2 separate regions of the Homo sapiens genome follow, and region 1 is linked to region 2. The links are chromatin contacts, found by Hi-C or POLR2A ChIA-PET in ENCODE. All regions are on one chromosome and are shown on one strand. Each heading gives the region's core, a stretch centred on a gene start or an enhancer-like site at or near the end of the contact. The rest is flanking DNA. Distances are from core to core; before and after follow the strand shown. Region 1 overlaps FGD5 (FYVE, RhoGEF and PH domain containing 5). Region 2 holds the start of LINC02011 (long intergenic non-protein coding RNA 2011).

Evidence for each region. A loop is a pair of places that touch in the nucleus more often than their neighbours do. ChIA-PET counts read pairs that join two places held with the same protein, here RNA polymerase II (POLR2A). Pooled maps may share reads with other maps.
Region 1: a loop to region 2 is called in a map of right cardiac atrium, with 3 times the contacts of the local background. The contact joins the enhancer-like site here to the promoter of LINC02011 in region 2. A Hi-C loop is called at or near these places in 13 of 168 maps with a recorded cell type or tissue (GM12878, cardiac septum, endothelial cell of umbilical vein and 4 more) and 6 of 50 pooled maps. POLR2A ChIA-PET finds 5 or more read pairs at or near these places in 1 of 52 experiments (H1).

The regions. Positions count from the first base shown.
Region 1 is chr3:14,857,805-14,863,497 of GRCh38, forward strand. All of the region lies in intron 1 of FGD5 (FYVE, RhoGEF and PH domain containing 5), which reads left to right. Among named protein-coding and RNA genes, the nearest start is that of FGD5, 42 kb to the left of the region's middle. Within about 2 kb of position 3,878, at least 2 of the 41 ENCODE cell types and tissues checked have a DNase peak (open chromatin) inside an H3K27ac peak, as active enhancers do.
Region 2 is chr3:14,810,149-14,815,304 of GRCh38, forward strand. It overlaps LINC02011 (long intergenic non-protein coding RNA 2011), which reads right to left and starts at 1,266. Exons shown (of 3, transcript NR_135245.1): 1 at 1,210-1,266. It also overlaps a transcript of FGD5 not described here. RefSeq lists an enhancer at 836-1,336 and a silencer at 3,809-4,011.

The DNA.
Region 1 (5,693 bases), core at 2,628-5,127, 50 kb after region 2:
CAGTAGCTAATATCTAATGAGGACCTTCTTTGTGCCACTTCTGAGTGCCTTTGTTGCATTATTTCAATGAATCCTCTAAATAATCTATACCTATATTACTATCACCCCTGTTTTATAGATGAAACTGGAAAAAAAAAAAAGCTGAGACACGGAGAGATTAAGAAACTTGCTTGAAGTGGCACAGCTGGGATTCCACCCAGGCAGTCTGTCTGAGCCCACCCTCTCCACCTCTGAGGCCAGAGAGTACAGTAAAGTACCCAGAGTACAGTGCAAAGTGCTGGTGAAGAGGATAGGCTCAGAAGACTTCACTCTGTACTCTCTCTGGGCTCAGAAGTAATTTGCACTGTACTGTGTCTGAGGCCAGAGAGAGTACTTGAGTCATCTTTGATCCCTCCTTGTGTTAGCTCCATGAAGTAGAAGCTGAGCCATATTTGGTGAGTGAGTGTGAGGGGATGGGTGAGAAGGAGGGATGGCTGAGTGAGTAGATGGAAGGATGGCTGGAAGGGTGAGTGGATGGTCAGATGTCCAGTGTCCTGAAGCGGGTGGGTGGGTGGATGGATGGATGGATGGATGGATGGATGGATGGATGGATAGATAGATGAATAGATAGATGGGTGAATGAGTGGATGGGTAGGTAGTTGGGTTAGAGGGCTTTCTCATATGTAGTATATTGGTATGCTCAAGGAATCCACCTGAAGATAACACCTCATCCAGTTATGATTATAATGGGCATTTTTACTAGAGAGACTATAGACACTGTACCCTCAGTACCTGTAGTACAGAGTCTAGAACAGACGGCTCGTAATAGGAATTTTTTTGAATGAATGAAAAACCAGGCAGGCACCAGATAGCTGAAAATATAGAGCCTTGCAGGCTTCCTTTGACCATACTGAGCAGAGTACTCATCTCGGAGGTTTCTGTTGGCAGACTGGGGAGATAGATATGATATGTAAGTGTTCCCAATCTTTTTCCCCAAGGGAAGACGTGGTTACTTGCCCAGGACACAGTTCTGCCAGGTCTGTCACAGCATTTGGGAAGAGGTTAACATGTATCTGTCAGAGGTGTTTCCTTGCCCTGTGTATAATCAACCTCGTAGCAATACCAGGGTCGATGGGAGCAGCCATGTTGACAGCCTTGGTTTTAGTATCAGAACGTTTTGATTTGTTTATTTTACTGCTAACTTCTGTTTAAGATAGGGTCTGTTGCTGCCATTTTTTCATTGACTCTGCAAAGGCATTGTATCATACTTGCTCTTTCATGTTGTGGAAGTGCATATTTTAAAGACATTTCTAGACCTTTAAAAATGTATTACTATAATTTTTGATTGACAAATCATAATCCTATACATTTATGGGGTACAATGTGATGTTTTAGTATATGTATACAATGTGGCATAATTAAATCAAGGTCATTAACATATCCATCGCCTTATCATTTTTATGGTAAGACATTTGAAAGTTACTGTTAGTTGGCCAGGCACAGTGGCTCGTGCCTGTAATCCCGGCACTTTGGGAGGCTGAGGCGGGCAGATCGCTTGAGGTGAGGAGTTCGAGACCAGCCTGGCCAAGATGGTGAATCCCTGTCTCTATTAAAAAATACAAAAATTAGCTGGGCATAATGGCTTGCACCTGTAATCCCAGCTACTCGGGAGGCGGAGGCTCAAGAATCACTTGAACCTAGAAAGCAGAGGTTGCACTTAGCAGAGATCACATCACACTGCACTCCAGCCTGGGTGACAGAGCGAGACCTCCCCCCAAAAAAAAATAATAAAAGAAAGAAAGAAAAGTTACCCTTACCCAAAAGAAAAGAAAGAAAGAAGAAAGGTTACTCTTATTTTGAAATATGTAATACTTATTATTGACTGCAGTCACCCTGCTGTGCAGTAGTCTCAAAACCCATTCCTCATGCCTGTTTGAAACTTTGTACCCCTTGATCAACAGTAAAAGCACATTTCCTTTGTTTTGTTTTGTTTTTACAGCTCAGTGTACAAGATTTTATTTAGTGATATCTGAATTTGGTTCTATCATGTATGGCCCATGTTACAAGTTCCATCTGGGTCCATTACAACTCGAACCACTCCCCCCCCAAAAAGGGAAAGAAACTTAGAAAATCAACAACTGTTTCCATGTCATTAAATATATTCATATATAATAACCATAATATATTAGTATGCATTGGAAAGGGACACTGACCCAAACAATACATCATGGTCACAACTAAACATTTACAATTCTGAGTGAACAGAAATTCAAAACACAGGAGGGGGTCAAGGGAGGAGGTGAAGTGCATCTGGGAGCAGGGAATGGGAAGAAACGCCCAATGACAGGAGTGGGACTGGCTTGGCTTTTGGCAGGGGATGAGGCCCCACAAGTCCACATTTTGACACCCCTAGGTATGCCGTGGCTGTGGCCCACAGGAATGTCTTGTCGTGGACCGTGGCCCAATGGCCCCATCAATGAGTCTGGTTTGTCCACTCTCTGGGCTTCAGCGGGGCTTCCTTTAAGTGTTGAGAGCCTAAACGTCTTTCACTTTCCTGAAGGCAGGAACCAGCACATTTCTAATGGTGACTTATCCCCATTTGTTGTACTCATAATTCCTATATAGGACAGTGAAATAAATGAGCCAGAAATATCAGAGCACCTGAACCTTTGCCCCTAACATCTGTTTTAGTGATCTTTCTGGAAAACAGAATCAGATAAAGAAGTAGAATAAGAGGAGGGCCATCTGCATGGGCTCCACGACTGCCATGGCTGAGGCTGAATTGAGGATCAGAAGTAACCAGGTTCATCTGTGAGGTCTGTGCACCTCCAATATGAGCAAGATAACTTTAGTCAAACACGTTATTATAATTTAATAATTATACGGTTTATTTTAAAGTGTTAAAAGGGTCCGGGTGTGGTGGCATATACCTATAATTCCAGCTACTGGGGATGCTGAGGTGGGAGGATTGCTTGAACCCAGGAGTTAGAGTCCAGTGTGGCCAACATAGTGAGACCCCTTTTTTAAAAAAAAAAAATTTAAAAATTAGCTGAACATGGTGGTGTGTGCCTGTAGTCCTTAACTACTGGAGAGGCTGTGGCGGGAGGATTGCTTGAACCCAGGAGGTTGAGGCTGCGGTGAGCTATGATCATACCAGTGCACTCCAGCTCAGGCAGCAGAGCAAGACCCTGTGTCTAAAAATAATAATACATTTAAAAATACAGTGTTAAAAGAATACAGCATATGACCTCACAGGTATTATCACTTAGGATGATGAGGCCAGAGTTGGTAGCAAGTGTTATAAATGAGTTAACTTAAAGAAAACATGAGGCAAATGATAGAACAGCTGGAGGCAGCAACGGCCACGCTGAAGACGGGGGAGTGGCTCGGGTTTGGGAAGCACAAAGACAGGAAGGGACAGGAGAATACAGAGCTGATCGTGAAGAAAGCTGACGTTTATTGAGTTGTCATGTGTTGGGAACTATTCTGAATGTCTGATGTTATGTAACTCACTGTTAACTGAGCACTGCTGAGGCTTGGAGAGGTTAAACACAGCCAACAAACAGCCAAGCCAGAATCTGAACCCAGGAAGCCTAACTCAAGAGCATGAGCTCTCATCTCCGCACTCCACTGACTTACAGAAGTAAAATAACAACAAAAGCAAAGGCCCACCCAAGACCCAACTCCACATATCACTGCAGTGACAGGCCCAACTGCATCTGCTTTCAGGTCTCTAAAAGGGACCAAGCATGGAGAGAGGCACCTTCAGAGGCAGTGTATGTCAGCTCAGATTTGCCGCGTGACCTCGAGCTATCTCCTTCCCCTTTCCAGGGGTTTGGCTTCCGTGAGCCCTCTCCCCTGTATCACCCATGGCTCTGACTCATGGAAACCACCCCCTGCTTGGCTTGAGGCAGAGCCCCCAGGTTCTGTGATGCCCAGCAGCGTCTGATGCTGGGGAGACCACAGCAGCAGCAGCAGGAGCTGAGGGTGCCCACCTTGCCCTCCCCAGGTCCCGCAGGCTTGCTGGACAGGCTGAGCTCTTGGGGCCAAATCCCAGCAGCCCTGGAATGCCCCTGAAGAAGTTAAGCCAGGGGACAGCATGATCAGATTGGGTTTTGAGATGGTCATTATGGCCACTGGGTGGAGAACAGATTGGGTGACAGCCAGGGTGAAGTCAGAGAGCTCAGGAAGGCACCAGTTACAAATGTTCAGGCAGGAGGTGGCCTGGCCAGCAGAGGCTGTGCTAGAGATGCTAGATGTATGGTTGGGAGGTATTTGAAGGTAAGCCTGGGAGGAAGGTAAGCCTGACGCTCACATAGTGGCTGTGCTAGGAGACACTCGGGTTTCTGGCTTTCTGCCTGGCATGCACCTTCCTTTTGGATGTGGAGGAGGAGTGGTAGGAGTGCTGCTAACTGCTGCATCCCTCATCCTTACTGCTTATCCTGGATAGAGCACCACCTGCTCCTGCTGCCTGAGGTGGCTGTTTCTCTCAGAAGGAGGGCAGGACTCCACTCCAAGTCTGCTGGAAAAAGGGTTGCAAATTGATGCAGGCAGCTCTGGAGGGAGGGGAGTGAGGGTTTTGTGAGACCAGTCCATGCAGTCACTTTACTGAGCCTGATCTGAGCTCTGCCGAACAGGTGAGTTGTCCCTGACCTTTAGGCTGGGGACCACTCCTCAGTGGAGGGAGCTGGTGGCCCTTGGCAGCACGGTGACTTGCAGCGGAGGTGGAGGTGACCCTGAGACAGGAGGGAGGCTTTGGCACACCTCAGCAAGCCTGGCGGGGTGTTATTTCTTTGTATACCTTGGTAGTAGGTATATGGCTTGTTGTAAAACACCTCATCATTTGAAAGAGAAGGCCAAAAAGCAATGTTTTTGAAAAGGAAGAAGAAAGAGGTCTGACCAGAGGGTAGCCTGTTGGCTAGTAGGTTGAGTCGTGGCTCAACCTTGGTGAGGACTGGGTTTGCCTCTGTACACAAGTGTGCAGCCACAGTCCCCACCTCCAACCCATTATGTCAGTGGAGGCCCAGGCAGAGACAGGCCACCTTGTCCTTGCTCTGTCTGGCCCTATAGCCCCTTGTGGAGCAGGGGACCCTGCTCTGGCCTTGGCAGAGCCCCAAGCTGCTTAGGCTACAGGTACTCTGGGGTTGGGTACCTGCGGTTCTGGCTCCTATGAAAGATACTTGAGGAGCTCCAGGATAGGCTCCTAGCTCAGCTATTCCCTAAGGCTGTTTCTCCTCCCCTGATGTCCCCCACCCGCCTCACTTCCCCCTGCCTGGGCCAGGGCCTGAGGGAAAGCTTGGCCCAGGCAGTTCAGGAAGTGGCTGCTCCCTTCCGTCCTGCCATCCGTCAGTCATTCCAGTATCTCATCCAGGCATTCCCAGAGGGCAGGAGTATTTGGTAAGGATTTAATAAGACCAAATTTTGAGTAGGAAGAAAGGTTTGTGAGTTGTCTGGGGCCACGTTGCCAATGGCAAGAGGGAGCCACTGAAGGTTTTTGGGCAGGAGAAGGGCACAGTCTTTTGTGGAATAATCAGTCTGCTGTGTAGAGAGAAGGGCTGAGAGCCCCTGCTGTGGGGATCACAGTTTGTGATTGTGCATGAGTTCACATTTGAGGACAGGGACCATGTCTGCTTCACTCACCAGTGTTTTACTCGATGCCTAGCCCATGCCTGCTTAAAGCAGACAGTCAGTAAATATGTGCTGACTGCTATGTT
Region 2 (5,156 bases), core at 16-2,515:
GTGTCTCCAGCGACTTCCTCCCGTCTACGCTCCATGAGGGCAAGAATCTGGGGCTGTCTTGTTCCGTGCTCAGCGCAGAGGCTGGCGCGGCACTGAACGAATACCCAGAGTTAAAAATAAAGGGATAGATGGTCCGCTGGGCGAAGGAGCCAGGAACACCCCAGAAACCCAACTCGCTGAGTTCTCGTCCTTCGAACCCCCAGCGCCTCCCGCGGTGCCCATGGCCACGGCCCCTTTAAATGTGCGCAGGGACGCCCCGGCCCTCGCCTCCCTGAATCTCTGACCGAGCAGGGGAAAAAAAAATCCTTCCTCTTCGGGAGCGGAGGAAATGTCTAGGAGGGGGTGGAGGCGCGGCTGCGGCGCAGGCAGAGGCGCAGGCGGAGGCACGGCGGCCAGAGCGCAGCGCGCCCGGAGCCGGGAGCGGACGCGACGCCCGGCGCTGCCCCAGCCGCCGCCCCCGCGCTCGCGCCCCCTCCTCCTCCCCCGCCCCGCGCCCCCGCCCGGCGGCCCCGCCCCGGAGGCTCGCGGCTCGCGCCCCCACTGCCCTGCGCGCCGCGCGGAGTCCGAGGCGCGCCGGGGCCGGGCGGGCGCCAGGGGGTGCGGGCCCCGCGGGGCGGCCGCGGAGGGAGGCGGTGTGCGGAGTCGCACTGGGACCCGCGGACGGACTGAAACGCCGACGGCGGCCCGGGCCCCGCGCGCTGAAGATGAACAGAGCAGGTAGGAGGCCCGGCGACCTCCGGCGCCGAGGCACGAGCGCGAGGGACCCCGGCCGGGCGCTCCAAGTTGGAGCTCCCGGGGAGCCCGGGGCTAGCTGCCCGAAATCCTCCGACCTTCCAGTGCCGCTCGGCCTCGGCCAAAGCATGCGCGGCTCCGGGGTCCTCTCGCCGAGGAGGCTGAGAACCGGGGGTCCCCGTCCGAAGCGCCCTGCCTCAGGGACCTTCTCAGCCTTGGCGAGGCCGCGCCCTGGCCGTGCGCGCCAGTATCCCACTCGCACGGCGTTCCCCGGAGTGAGGGTCCCTTCCACGACGAAGAAAGACGCCCCTTTCGCAAAAGCGACTTCGTCTGGCCCCAAAACCTTTGCCCTCCATTCCCCAGCGTCCCGGACCGGTCCTTGCTCATCTCTCAGGGGCAACACCTGACCCACGGGGCCCGTCCCGGAGCTCTCTTCGACTCCGGGACCAGTTCCCAGCCCTTCAGTACTCGGCATACCGGAAGGAGGATTCCTGCTCCCTTCTCTCCTCCTAGACCCCGAGGCTTGGAGCTTACTCTCCAGATGAGACTAAAAAGCCCTAAATTAATCCCCCTATAGCGCACCCCTCCCTCGCAGCGCCCTGGTCGGGGGCCTCCATTGTGCCTCCCCTAGGGGACCCAATGCCAAGGGGACGCTCCTCGCCGCCGCGCTGAGCCGCTCCAGGTTCCCCCACCCCCAGTCCATCGCGTTCCTGCTCTATGAATTTGACTCCCCCAGCTCATCCCTGCAGTTCAGAGATTCCGTGAAATCAAAATGTGTTTGAAATCGCAGGGATCCCTCCAGAGTAGTGCCATTTAACGGATTTAGAAAGCGAGACTCGGAGATGGGTGGTGCATGGAACCCAGTCCTCGGGATTCCCAACGCCATCTAAGGGGAGGGCAGAAAGTTCCCTTAAGATGAGAGTTTGCAAGGGAACAGTCCCAGCTAACTTCATCTGCCTGCCAAGGAGCAATCACCACTCTATTTTCTTTTTCTCACAGAATTTAGTAGAAGGCAGCCCGCTCCCCGACCAACACCCTTGTCCAAAGCCATACTCCAAAACACACATCCCTAAAGAAACAGGAAGCCACCATTTTGGCTGTCTTGGAACCATATCCTGCTGGTGTGTGTGTGTGTGTGTGTGTGTGTGTGTATGTATGTGTGTGTGTGTGTAGGATTTTTTCTTTTAAAAATCTTTTTAATGAAAAAAAGTCATTGTTTTAGCAGTGAGGTGCAGGCTGCGCGTTTAGACAGTCTGGGAGTGTGGCAGCCACCTTCCATGTCCAGGCCCTGTTATTGCTGGGCATACAGGCCCCTGGACAGTTAGTGAGTGTGGGTCACAGAACTGGGGAGCAGGATCGGGGGTGCCACTTTGTGGGAATGGAAGAGGCTGAAACAGAGGCCCAGAGCCCAGCCAGCCACTGCTTGGAAAGGGGGTTGCCTCCTGCCTGTGCTGGCGTGGCTGAACAGAGCCAGGCTAGCTTTTTCCTACACTCCTAATAAAACTCGCTTTATAACAATGGTGAGAGCGTTTCCAGTTTTCCCACGTTTTCCTGCATGAGGCTTGGGCAGACCCTCCCTTCTCTGAGAATCTGGGGGATGGAGTGAGTCGGAATAAACTTAGAGGCAGGTTTGGTCCCAGGAAATCTTAGCCGTTGTCGCTCTTGGGTTCAGCCTTCCTGTAATTTGTCTCCAGTGTAAACCTGGTTCCTTTTTCAATGTGATGGTAATGATACCAGCCTCACATTCAGGCCGTGCCCCATGGTCTGAATTTCCTGATCACATGGCATGGTGGTTCACAGACTCCATAGGACTGAATCTCAGAACCATCATATGCTTAGTTATGTGACCTTAAGCAGGTTATTCAACCTCTCTACACCTGTTTCTTTATCTGAAAAATGGGGTTGGTAAGATTAAATAGACTAAAACACGTAAGGTGCCTAGAAAGAACAGTGTCTGTAGCAGAGCAACCAGTAAATACCAGCTAATATTTATTGGGTACTTAATATGACTTGGTATTGCTTTTAGGTGTTTTACTTCTATCAGTTTATTTAGTTTTCACAGTCATCTTATGAGTTGAGTACCATTGCCATCCCCATTTTATAGATGGGAAAATTGAGGTGCGGAGATTTTATGGTCACTGGCTTATTGAAGGGCTGAGACAAGATTGAAACCCAGGCTGTCCAGCCTGAGAGCCTGCTTTTTTATCCAGTGCCTAACACGTAGTAGGGTGTAGGAAATGTCTGCCAGTCGACTTTATTAGGCATCATGTCTGTTATTTTCCGGAACTTCTCAACGGCCCTATGAAAAAAAAGGGGGTATTTCATCATTTTACCAAAAAGGAAACTGAGGCTCAGAGAGGCAAAATGATGTGCCCAAGATCACAGAGCTGACGTATAGCAGAGATGGGATGGGAGCCCAGCCTTCCTGAGCGTGAGCATGCTCTTCCCACACTGTCCTGTGCTGTCTTCCTGGTAGTGCCCTGTCGTGGATCACTGGACCAGCCTAACAGCAGCCTAATTAGAAATCATCAGGCTTGGCTTGGACATTCCAGCAGGCACCCAGGAATGAAAGTTAAATTAAGATGTAATTGGAAGGTGAAATTGGAAGATAATTACTCTTGTAACATATGGTTATGAGAGTTCCAGGGGGAGTATAGTGAACTGCAGCTGAAACAGACTTTGTAACTGAAGATGGGATGTCAGAGGGTGTCTTAAGAAGAGCCAGGAGTTTAGAAGGCTGTGGTCGGCCAGAGCAAACCAGACTGACTGACTGGTCCCGTCCCCTCACTCTGCAGATGGGGAAGCCGAGGCCCGAAAAGGGGAAGGGACTTGCCCAAGATCACACCTCCAGTTAAGGCAGAGCCAGGTGTGAAGATCAGGGCTCCTGGCTCCCCATCCAGTGCTCCTGGCTCCCCATCCAGTGCTCCTCCCAATACCCCTGCTAATTGAACTTCTACATAGCCAACAAGGGAGCAGCAAGCATGAACATGTGAGTGACAGATATTTAATTAAAATAGAGAGAGAAAATATAAACTGGTGCCAGGGGGCTGGCTGGGGATGATTTCTATCACTAGAAGCTGTTAAAAATCTCTTCCTCCTGTCAGTGCGATTCCCCCACCCCCTAGTTAACTCCTGCCATCTTGGCTCAAAGGGTGTTTGGAGTTTGAGTCATCCTCGGGCATAGCAAATTGCCAGGAGGCCCTGGGCATTAGTAACTTAGGGTGAGGAGGGTCCGACCCCCAGGCTCCGTGATACAAGGAGAGAGAAGGTTCACACCATAGCCTTCTCCAGAGGAACTCAGGGGGCCCAGAAGGTCCACCAGCTACATCCATGCTGGGTTCTGGACAGGGAATCCAGAGAAGGAAACCACAGCTCTGATTTAGCCTATAGTTTCGCCCTACCATACCCTAAAGCTCAGCATACCCTAAAGTTCCCTGGAATGCTCTATCCAGGTGGAGCCTATTTTTTAATTGTGAAAATCCTCCTGTCCTTCAACTTGCACTCAGTGCTCTCTCTTTTCTGGGTCTTCTCTAGGCAGAATTGCCCTTAGACCTAGATAACATGATGCTGAGGTCAGGAGCTCCATCTGGCTCCCTTTTGTGATGCGGGTGAGTAGGAGGGGACAGAGCTGGATGCTCTCATACTCTTGATTTGTTTGCACCCTCCTCATCTCTGCTGGCTGGGGCCCCCAGAGCTCCCTCCTTGGCCCTGCCCTCTTCTCTGTCCACACTCATGCCTCTGGTGATCTCAACAGGCTCCTGCCTTAAATTCCATCTCTATGATGGTGACCTCCGGCCAGACCTCTCTTCAGAAGCCAGAGCCTGCTTGACATCTCCAGCTGCTTGACATCTCCACCAGGGTGTGTAGTAGGTGACTGTGAATGGAGTTTGACCCGTGCAAACTGAAATTCTGGATTTCCCTCCCCAGCACCTGCAGTCTTTCCTGTTCCAGTTGGCAGAAACTTCAGCTTTCTAGTTGCGCAGACTCAAAACCTTGGTGTCGTTCTTGACTTTTCTCTTTCTTTTACACCCCACATTCATATGGTCAGCAGATCCCCTCAGCTCTCCCTTCCTGTTGAGAATCTGACCTCTTTTCACCTCAGCCTGGTCCAAGCCTCCATCATCTCTTGCTTGGATAATTGCAGGAGTCTCCTCACTGGTCTCCCTGCTTTCTTCCTCACCATTTCAGTTTATTTCAACACATTAGCCAGAATGTGCATGTCCCTCTGCTCAAAACCCTGCAGTGGCTTCCCACATCACTCTGAGTCAAAGCCCTGCATAATCTGCACCCTCCTATGATTCCTTTCGCCTCATCTGCTTCTCCTGCTCGATCACTCCGTCCCATCTGGCCTTGCCGGCCTCTTCGCTGTTTCTTGGATGCCAAGTGAGTCCTAGCTTTCCTCACCACTTTCGTGTCTTTGCTCA